Linked DNA regions of Homo sapiens: region 1 is linked to region 2. Evidence: chromatin contacts called from ENCODE Hi-C or POLR2A ChIA-PET data. All regions are on one chromosome and are shown on one strand. Each heading gives the region's core, a stretch centred on a gene start or an enhancer-like site at or near the end of the contact. The rest is flanking DNA. Distances are from core to core; before and after follow the strand shown. Region 1 overlaps NR3C2 (nuclear receptor subfamily 3 group C member 2). Region 2 overlaps ARHGAP10 (Rho GTPase activating protein 10).

What was found. Hi-C counts contacts between places; a loop is a spot of excess contacts on that map. ChIA-PET counts read pairs that join two places held with the same protein, here RNA polymerase II (POLR2A). Pooled maps may share reads with other maps.
Region 1: a loop to region 2 is called in a map of heart left ventricle, with 2.3 times the contacts of the local background. The contact joins two enhancer-like sites. A Hi-C loop is called at or near these places in 3 of 168 maps with a recorded cell type or tissue (cardiac septum, heart left ventricle and heart right ventricle) and 2 of 50 pooled maps. POLR2A ChIA-PET finds 5 or more read pairs at or near these places in 1 of 52 experiments (activated naive CD4-positive, alpha-beta T cell).

What each region holds. Positions count from the first base shown.
Region 1 is chr4:148,272,486-148,276,700 of GRCh38, reverse strand. The region is part of intron 2 of NR3C2 (nuclear receptor subfamily 3 group C member 2); the gene reads left to right. Among named protein-coding and RNA genes, the nearest start is that of NR3C2, 170 kb to the left of the region's middle. Within about 2 kb of position 2,885, at least 7 of the 41 ENCODE cell types and tissues checked have a DNase peak (open chromatin) inside an H3K27ac peak, as active enhancers do; they include heart right ventricle, where a contact is called at or near this core.
Region 2 is chr4:148,053,755-148,058,313 of GRCh38, reverse strand. The region is part of intron 20 of ARHGAP10 (Rho GTPase activating protein 10); the gene reads right to left. Among named protein-coding and RNA genes, the nearest start is that of MIR4799, 270 kb to the right of the region's middle. RefSeq lists an enhancer at 2,192-4,559. Within about 2 kb of position 1,278, at least 9 of the 41 ENCODE cell types and tissues checked have a DNase peak (open chromatin) inside an H3K27ac peak, as active enhancers do; they include heart right ventricle, where a contact is called at or near this core.

The DNA.
Region 1 (4,215 bases), core at 1,636-4,135, 220 kb before region 2:
ACAGCCTATTACTGATTGTGGGAAAAGGAGGTTGCCCATACTTACCTATTTTCATTCAGTTCCACTTGCTAAATGAGCACCATTATGTAACTGTTGTTATCAGACAATAGCCCTTTTTCTAGATTTTGGGTAAAGTTTGCTGGGACTGTACCTATCATTAGAAAGAGGAAATCTCTTTCTAAGGTACTGTAATACCAGTATTAGTTTAATTTTATACTAAGTCTTTTAACTTCCTGTAACTCTTTTGAGTAGTAAGGATAAACTCTCCTACCTTTGGTCTTTCATTAGTGTATTCTGAGTCTACATCAAGATCTGTAAAATGCAAATGATAAGATGCACATCAGAGTTGTAGGTATATAAATAACATTGAAAAAACCATACAGGCAAATATATCCAAATGAATCAGAACCTGTAATTCCTAATTTATATGCAGAATTCTAGTATTTAATAGGAAATCAACAAAATAGCACCTCACTCTTCTGGTGTCCCCCACTGCACGTGCCTTCCTTCTCCTATTCCAGGAAATTTTCAGGGTCAAACATATTAAGACTCTCATAAAAGGTTCACAATAAGGACTCCAAGATTCTGAGTCAGGTGAAAATCTTACATTGGGCTCACTGTGCTCTGTACATTTTGGAATGATTTTAACACATTGTAAGAGTAAGGGGGCTTATGAATAATATTTAAATAGTACTATGGAATTTTGTAACCCAGATCATCCCATCTTTATTATGATGGCATTTTATGTTAATACATAATGTGTCATACATTATGTTTGTTTTAAAAAAAACCCTAAGTTGAAATACTTTTCCCTATTTCAGGAATTGAATTCGAAATTTCTTCAAAATCGCTTGATGTCCCCTGACTCTTGGGAACTCCAGTTTTTTTCCCTGATGGTTGTATAGCATATGATAATATTAGTTATTTTCATTATGGTTCATATTTTCTATTATTTATAAGATAAGATTGGCATCTGGGCACTGTGGCTCACGCCTGTAATCCCAGCACCTTGAGAGGCCAAGGCGGGTGGATCAACTGAGGTCAGGAGTTCGAGACCAGACTGACCAACATGGTGAAACCCCGTCTGTATTAAAAATACACAATTAACCATGCTTGGTAGTACATGCCTGTAATCCCAGCTACTTGTGGGGCTGAGGCAGGAGAATCACTTGAAACTGGGAGGTGGAGATTGCAGTAAGCCGTGATCACGTCATTGCACTCCAGCCTGGGCAACAAGAGTGAAACTCTGTCTCAAAAAAAAAAAAAGATAAGATAAGATTGGCTTATCTACTTTATAGTAAATTGAATTCCTCATAATGTCTTCTTTGCTTTTATGATTTATATTTTGGAAATAAAAGTAAGCCCTTTTAGACTTAATTTTAGACCTCAACAGATTTTCTTACCCTACAAATGTACAGTAGAAAGTTTTCTTCCACCCTAACAAATCTATTTCCTACATTTAATTCCTTACACTTATTAGAAAAAGTCATCAACTGACCTGTGTACTTTAAAGTAACCCTTTGCAACTGTGTCATAAGCAAATTTCTAATGATCTTTCCATTTAGTGTGGCTATAATTGTTTAAGTTAAAAATAGTTTTCTCTGCTTAGAAGATAAACAGTGAAGTTAGATGTGTACTTTAGAATTATATGCCCTTTATCTCTGTATTAGTCCGTTTTCACACTGTTATAAAGAACTACCTGAGGCCAGGTGCGGTGGCTCATGCCTGTAATCCCAGCACTTTGGGAGGCGGAGGCAAGTGGATCACCTGAGGTCAGGAGTTCGAGACCAGCCTAGCTAACATGGTAAAACCCCATCTCTACTAAAAATACAAAAATTAGCTGGGCGTGGTGGTGGGAACCTGTAATCCCACCTTCTCAGGAAGCTGAGGTGGGAGAATCACGTGAACCCAGGAGGTGGAGATTGCAGTGAGCCGAAATCACGCCATTGCACTCCAGCCTGGAGTGAAACTCCATCTCAAAAAAAAAAAAAAAAAGAAAAAACTACCTGAGACTGGATAATTGACTGAGTCCATTAAGCAGACTTAATCTACTCACAGTTCTGCATGACTGGAGAGGCCTCAGGAAACTTACAATCATGGCAGAAGGCAAAGGGGAAGCAAGGCACGTCTTACATGGCAGCAGGAGAGAGAGAGAGCAAGAGCGAGGGGGGAGCTGCCCAACACTTTTAAACCATCAGCTCTCATGAGAACTCACCATCAGAACAGCATAGGGTACACCACCCCCATGATCCATACACCTCCCACCGGGTCCCACCCTCAACCTATGAGGATTACAATTAGAGATGAGATTTGGGTGGGGCACAGAGCCAAACCATATCACTCTCAAATTTATCTGTGCCATTATTTTTCTTGAAAATACATGCCATTGTGAGGTAAATTTGCTGACTAAACCTATATACACCTGTCTTTCTAAGACTTCAATAAATTATTTGCCATTTTTCTTTTTGAACACCATTTGTTCTTAACGGGAGATCCCGTAAAACACTTACTATGTTTGGAAAGTTTTTGCTGCTTCTGGCTACTTGTTATTTTTACAAAGATATTATTTCTCTCCCTTTCTTTTCTCACCTGTATTACCTTTTTTTTTTTTTTCTCATGAGCTGCCTTTTATTACCTGTCAAGCCCACTGCTTTCTCTTTTGCTGAGTGTACGTGGCCAGGGCTGGGTTCCAGTGCTCCTAGTGTGAAGCTGGCTTCTACAGACCTCAAAGTTTATCTGCCCTTGACATTGTTATCCACATCTTTCCCCCAACTCCACCCCAGCTGCACCAGCTGCCTTATCTCTTGCTCCACAGCGTGACCCCCCTGTGCACACTGCAGGATCACCGTGATTCTGTTGCCTGGTTTCTGATAGCCCTTCCAACTTGGAGCTTTGCCTTAGTCATGCTCTGTGCCCACTGGCTCTAGCTAGTTCCTAGCCTTGACCTGGTGTGTACCTTCTCTGCTTCTGGTTGTCTTTCTGCTTCCTGACTACCTTGCTGTCTCAGCCCTGTGTTCCTTCTCGTGTCTGTGTTGGCTCTTCTAAGTTCCCTCCTGTCCTTGTGATACACTGTGCTGGGAAGACAGCCAGCACCCCTGGGGCTGACTCCCTTGTTTTTTGTAGCTCTTTGAAAATTATATTTCAGTTTGGGTAAGTTTTACTAAATTAAGAAAAAAAACCCAACATGCCATCTGATCCCTTAACATTATTTTACTATATATAAAAAAATTTAGCGACCATAATCTTTAAAGCTTGGTAATTGTTGCTTAGGTATATACATGTGTGTATACATGTGTGTTTTGTCACTTATGTTTCAAAATATTAATCTCTTTCTCACAAAGAGTAAATATTCTGTATACATTGTTTCAAGCACAAGAAAGGGAATATTGCCATAGATTTCAAAATCTTCATCATAAACAGGCATTGGTGGTACAGTTTTAATAGACGAAGATATAATGTCCTTGATATAATGTCCTTGAAATCTAGTCGAAACATTTAGCAATCCTAATTTCATGTTCCAGTGGCATTGAAATCAAACATAGGAGATTTCATCCATCTGACTTTAGGTATTTCCATTTAATAAAATGGAGGGAGAAAGGCCAGGCTCACTCATATCTTTGTGGTGGGTGGTCAGGTGGTATTGATGACTATCCTTCTTTTTCTCATCTGGCCCCGGTACATGGCACGAAGACATTTGAAGCAAGACTGATCAAAGGTACTTCACTATTTCTTGCCTTCTTGCAGTTAAAACGAAAGAAACAGCCTACTTCAACTTCTTTATCTTTTTCTATCACTATTTATAGGTATACTGAAGTCTTTTTCTTTTTTTTGCAAATGCCAGTGGAACTACTTACTTCTGACCCCTAAACAATATCATGTTTGCTTTGATATGTATCCCATTTGCCTTGTTTTCAAAACCTTTTTCATCTTTTCTCAGACCTGCGCCAAAGACAAAAGCCTAACTTTTATTTTAAAAACTTCTGAAAAAAACATCCGTAATTGCTTTTAAGAGTGTTAGGCAAAAGATGAAAGTTATTTTGGTATACTTAACAGTTATCGTTTTTAAGTACAAATTTTTGTAACCTTGGAAAATACTTAAATTGAGCAGTAAAGCCAGTAGTAAAAATATGGATGTCTTTTTATTTGAAGGACTATCACATGTCACTGAAGGCAAGAAAAGACTAGAATATAGACTTAAATAAATTCCAAGGGTCC
Region 2 (4,559 bases), core at 29-2,528:
GATCAAATCAGAAGTTTGCACTGCAATGAAAGATTCTAAACTCTCATTTGCCAGGTCTCTGAGCAGAAGCTAACACATTAGTGAAATGATCTTTCATGCCAGTCTGGGAAACATACAGCATAAGTCTAGAACAGCTGTCCTGGGCAAGAGTGTTTGAAAATGTTAATAAAGACAGAAGGAAATATTGTAGATCTGTATATTATGGGAAAATCTCTGTTCAAATAAATGCCAGTTATTCCTTAAGTGCCAGGAGAGGGAGAACTCCACACGCAAGCACATTGTTTGGCTCCCCACGAGCACACCGAGGGACAACAGCAGTGCAGAGAAACAAAGGCCTGTGACATGCAAGTCGCCATAACCCACGGCGTTGGGGGAGAAGGACTTTGCTGCCCATCAGGAAGGTTCGGAGTAGACCCACTGGCTCATCATTTACAGTCTGAGGACTTCCTGTCAGGCCTTGTGCTAGTCCCTGGGGACACCCAGGAAACCGTGACACCACCTGCTCTGCAGCCAAGTGAGTGGAGAATGCCCAATTAATAACCATAATACAGGCACTGAGAGCCATGTAGCGATCTGCCCAAGGTCCCTCAGAGGAAGAGTGGAGGAAGCACCTAATAACCATGGGGATAGCCAGGAGGGCTTCCTGGAGGAGGCAGCATCTGTGCGGAGCTAATGCTGAAGCTGATGCTACCATAGTCAACATCGTCATCACCTCCCCACACCCAGGCTCATGTGAGGCACAACTGTGCAATCTAGCCCTGTGCTAGATGCAACAGGCAGGCACTAGTACACTTATTCCCAACCACCCTATTATTCCACATGACATATGAGAAGACCATCTCAGAAAGGTGAAAGCAACTTACTCAAGGTCATGTTTCTAGTAAACCCTGTTTTGACAAGACAGCACAGATCTCAGACCCTCAAGTCCTTTTCAGTGACTAGAATGGAATATGGAAAGAATGGTGAGAGATGCAAGTACCGGGATATTCAGGAGGCACAATCATAACCTAAAGGCAAAGAGGGGCCATTGAAGGATTGTACGCATGCAAATTACAAATGCCTAAGACTCTGCCACTCTGCAGAGAGACCTGGGTGCCAGAGCTGGCACTATCATTGTTGGCTGAGTGCCAGCTTGCAGTTTCTTCCTCCCCTAGGCTTGTTCCTCTTTTTGTCAATAGCTAGAGGCTATGCTGAGAAGGAAGCGAATGACTTACGAGTGCCCCCCAGAGGTTGGCCCACAGTTGCCATCATTAGCCTGCACTTAGTGTCATCCACAACTGAAACTTGGCTGAGCAACCTAAACTCCCTCAGCTAACGTGAAGAGAGTCATGACTCATCGGCTGGGTCACTGTGGGTTTAAATGAGATGATAGGCGTAAAGCCCTGAAGCATAGCAAGCAGTCAATAAATGAAGCCCTCACTACTATTACATATTTCTAGGTCAGATCTTACCTCTGATTTCTAGGGTTATATCATCACTAACCATTTAATTTACCAAAAGACAGCAAATCAGCTATGCAAAGGGAAAAAAGTATGACTATATTAAGTAGATGTCATCATTTAAAAAATCTAAAGTTGCTTATAGAAACATGGCATCCTGGATTTGAGCTTGAAACAGAGAAAGAACATTATTGGAAAGACTGGTGAAGTCCATATGAAGTCTGTGGTTTAGTTAACAGTACTGTATCAACACTAATTTCATTATTTTTAACAAAGGTACCACAGTTCTGTAAGATGCTAAGAGCCGGAGGTGGGGTGGGGGCGGGAAGTGAAGAGGGGAAGTGAAGGGTCTACGGAAGCTCTGTAGTATCTTTGTAACTTTTCTGCATACCTTAAACTATTCCAAAATAAAAATTTATTTTAAATGATACATTATAAAAAGAACAACCCCACATAGGTTTTTCAGTCACTGAAACACTAAAAGCCTTCTGAAATTATAAATAAACATTTGAGGGCATCCAAAACCCATAGGGAAAATGTCTGGTTGGTTTAATGACAAGAAGAGATGTGTGAAGCTTACACTGAAAATCACCTGGCACTCTCCATCTACCACCACAGTGGTTAACTGCACTTCCTAAAGCTGGGTTTTAAGAAAGGTGGGCCCTTCCAAACAGACCTGTTTTGATTACTGATTAGCTCAAGATCAGTAAACTTATTCTGTAAAGGGCCAGAGAGTAAATACTTCAAGCTTGGCAGGCCTTCTGCAACTACTCAATTCTGCTATCACTGTCAGTGAAAAAGCAGCCACAGACAAAACGTAAACAACTAAGTGTAGCTGTGTTCCAATAAAACTTTATAAAGACAGGTGGCAGTGGGCCACGGTTTGCTCACCCCTGGATTAAACAGACCAGATAAGAAGCCTGGAAGGGACGTGGGGTTTGGGGGAGATGAAGACAATTCGGATGGAGAATCCCCTCCATCTTCACTGGTTTTGTGGTGCGGGGCTCCCCTGTTCGTGCCTGGGGCTGACCCACACATACCCAGTGCTTTCCTGCAGCAGAGGCCTTCTTCAACTGTATAAGATCATCTCTCAAGCAGCAGGGAGCCAGCCAATACATGAAGCCAGCACGTAAAAGCAGTAACTTGTTCACCTTTGAGAACAAATATCTTTATTTTGTTGCTTCCCTGAGACGGAGTCTTGCTCTGTCACTCAGGCTGGAGTGCAGTGGCGCAATCTTGGCTCATTGCAACCTCCGCCTTCCAGGTTCAAGCAATTCTCGTGCTTCGCCTCCCGAGTAGCTGGGATTACAGGTGCATACCACCATGCCAGGCTAATTTTTGTATTTTCAGTAGAGACAGGGTTTCACCATGTTGGCCAGGCTGCTCTCGAACTCCTGACCTCAAGTGATCTGCCTGCCTCAGTCTCCCAAAGTGCTGGGATTACAGGCGTATGCCACCGCGCCCAGCTGAGAACAAATATCTTTTGCAGGAGGTAGGCGGTCAGGGAGAGGAGGAAGGGCACTGCAGGAAATCCCTCAAGCCCCATGAAGGAAGGCCTGCCATGTTTAACACTCAGTCCTCAGCCTGTGCGATCCTGAGGCTCCTACATGGATTTCCTCCTTTAACAAGAAAGGACATCACCATCTAATCATCTGACAAAGTTCACTCCCAAAGTCCACTCTCTTAGAGCAAAAGTTCTTGGTTTTGCTGTAAGAGAACAGGCGCAGAATTACATCTCTGACTGCTCTTCCACTCAAAGAGTTCTCCTTGAATCCTACCTTCCTTCCAGATGATCAGTGTGGAATCAGGTAAGAGGGCTGAACTTTAGCTTGCTAGTTGAACAGAAAAGGAACTGTAACTTCATTTCAGAAAATTAGGGGGCATTCGAGGTCTGAAGGTTACTGTCCTGCAGTCACTGACAGGAATGTTTCGACCAGCTGCCACCCAATGTGAAGGCTGAACATCTTCAACAGGGCCAAGCACAGCTCTAAAGGGACACAGATACTCCGCTCAGAAAAATCCACCAATCACTTACAAAGAGATTTATGGGTTACTTGTTGTAATGGGTGAGCTACCTGGGTATACGGCTCAGAATAAGTTATAAATGTGGTTGGGTCTCAGTAGGTTCCCCATGCTTTGATCATGTGATAGCCAAGGGTCTATTCTCAGAGGCTCTGACAAAGCAGATCCCCAAAGCAAGAGGCTAGGAGAGAAGCCCCAGCTGAGTCCTCCGGGAATAAATACAGTAACTGCTAAAAACAACACAACTTCAGGTCAACATCTAGAGCTTCTCCAAGGCTAGAAAGGTTCTCTCTCTGAGCTAGTCAGTGAGGAGATTATGTAACTGATGAACCAGGAAGTTGGGGTCAAGTTAAACTAAGAATATTAAACTACATTCTCAGAGGAAAGGAAAATCCCAGCAGGTGGCTGCCTCGAGCTCTCAGGGGAGCAGTGATTGGGTTTTATTACATGTGGTATCTGGAAACCTCACCCCGGCCCAGAGGGGCAGATGTTATTATTCCCCTTTTACAGATAATCTTGCTAAGCCTTGGTTTGCTTAAATCCCTGGTTTGCTTAAATCACTTATATAAAAGATCTTCAAGGTTGTAAGAAAAAGAACGTGGATGCAAGGCCAGGCCTGTTTGAAATCAGTGACTTACCAATGTAAACGGTCTCGAACTTACGGAGAGAGCCCATGAGGTCCTTACTTTATTTAGATATTGAGACACAGCCAATTTATGAATAGCAAATAATAAATTACAACAATGGCATCAAGTAAGAAAATCTTTAACAACAAAAACCAGTTAAACTAAAAACCAAAAATGACTGATGCAAGACTTAATTGTTTTTAAGTCTTAAGCAGTGGAAAAGCTACTACAAAATTCAGACATGTCTTTATTTTGGGAAGTCATCTTTTCATGGTAGGGCTTTAAAGTTACATGGACTATCAACATTCTGACTTAAAAATAAAACCTCCAAATTTCAGCACCTGCAGCTACAGCACAGCAAAGGAAGGCACGAATTAGGCCACACGCAAGTGCCAAGTACACAACGCAGATACCAAAAATACCCCAGCAAGCCACAATGGATGTGTATCGAAGCATGTAAGGGGCCAGGCAG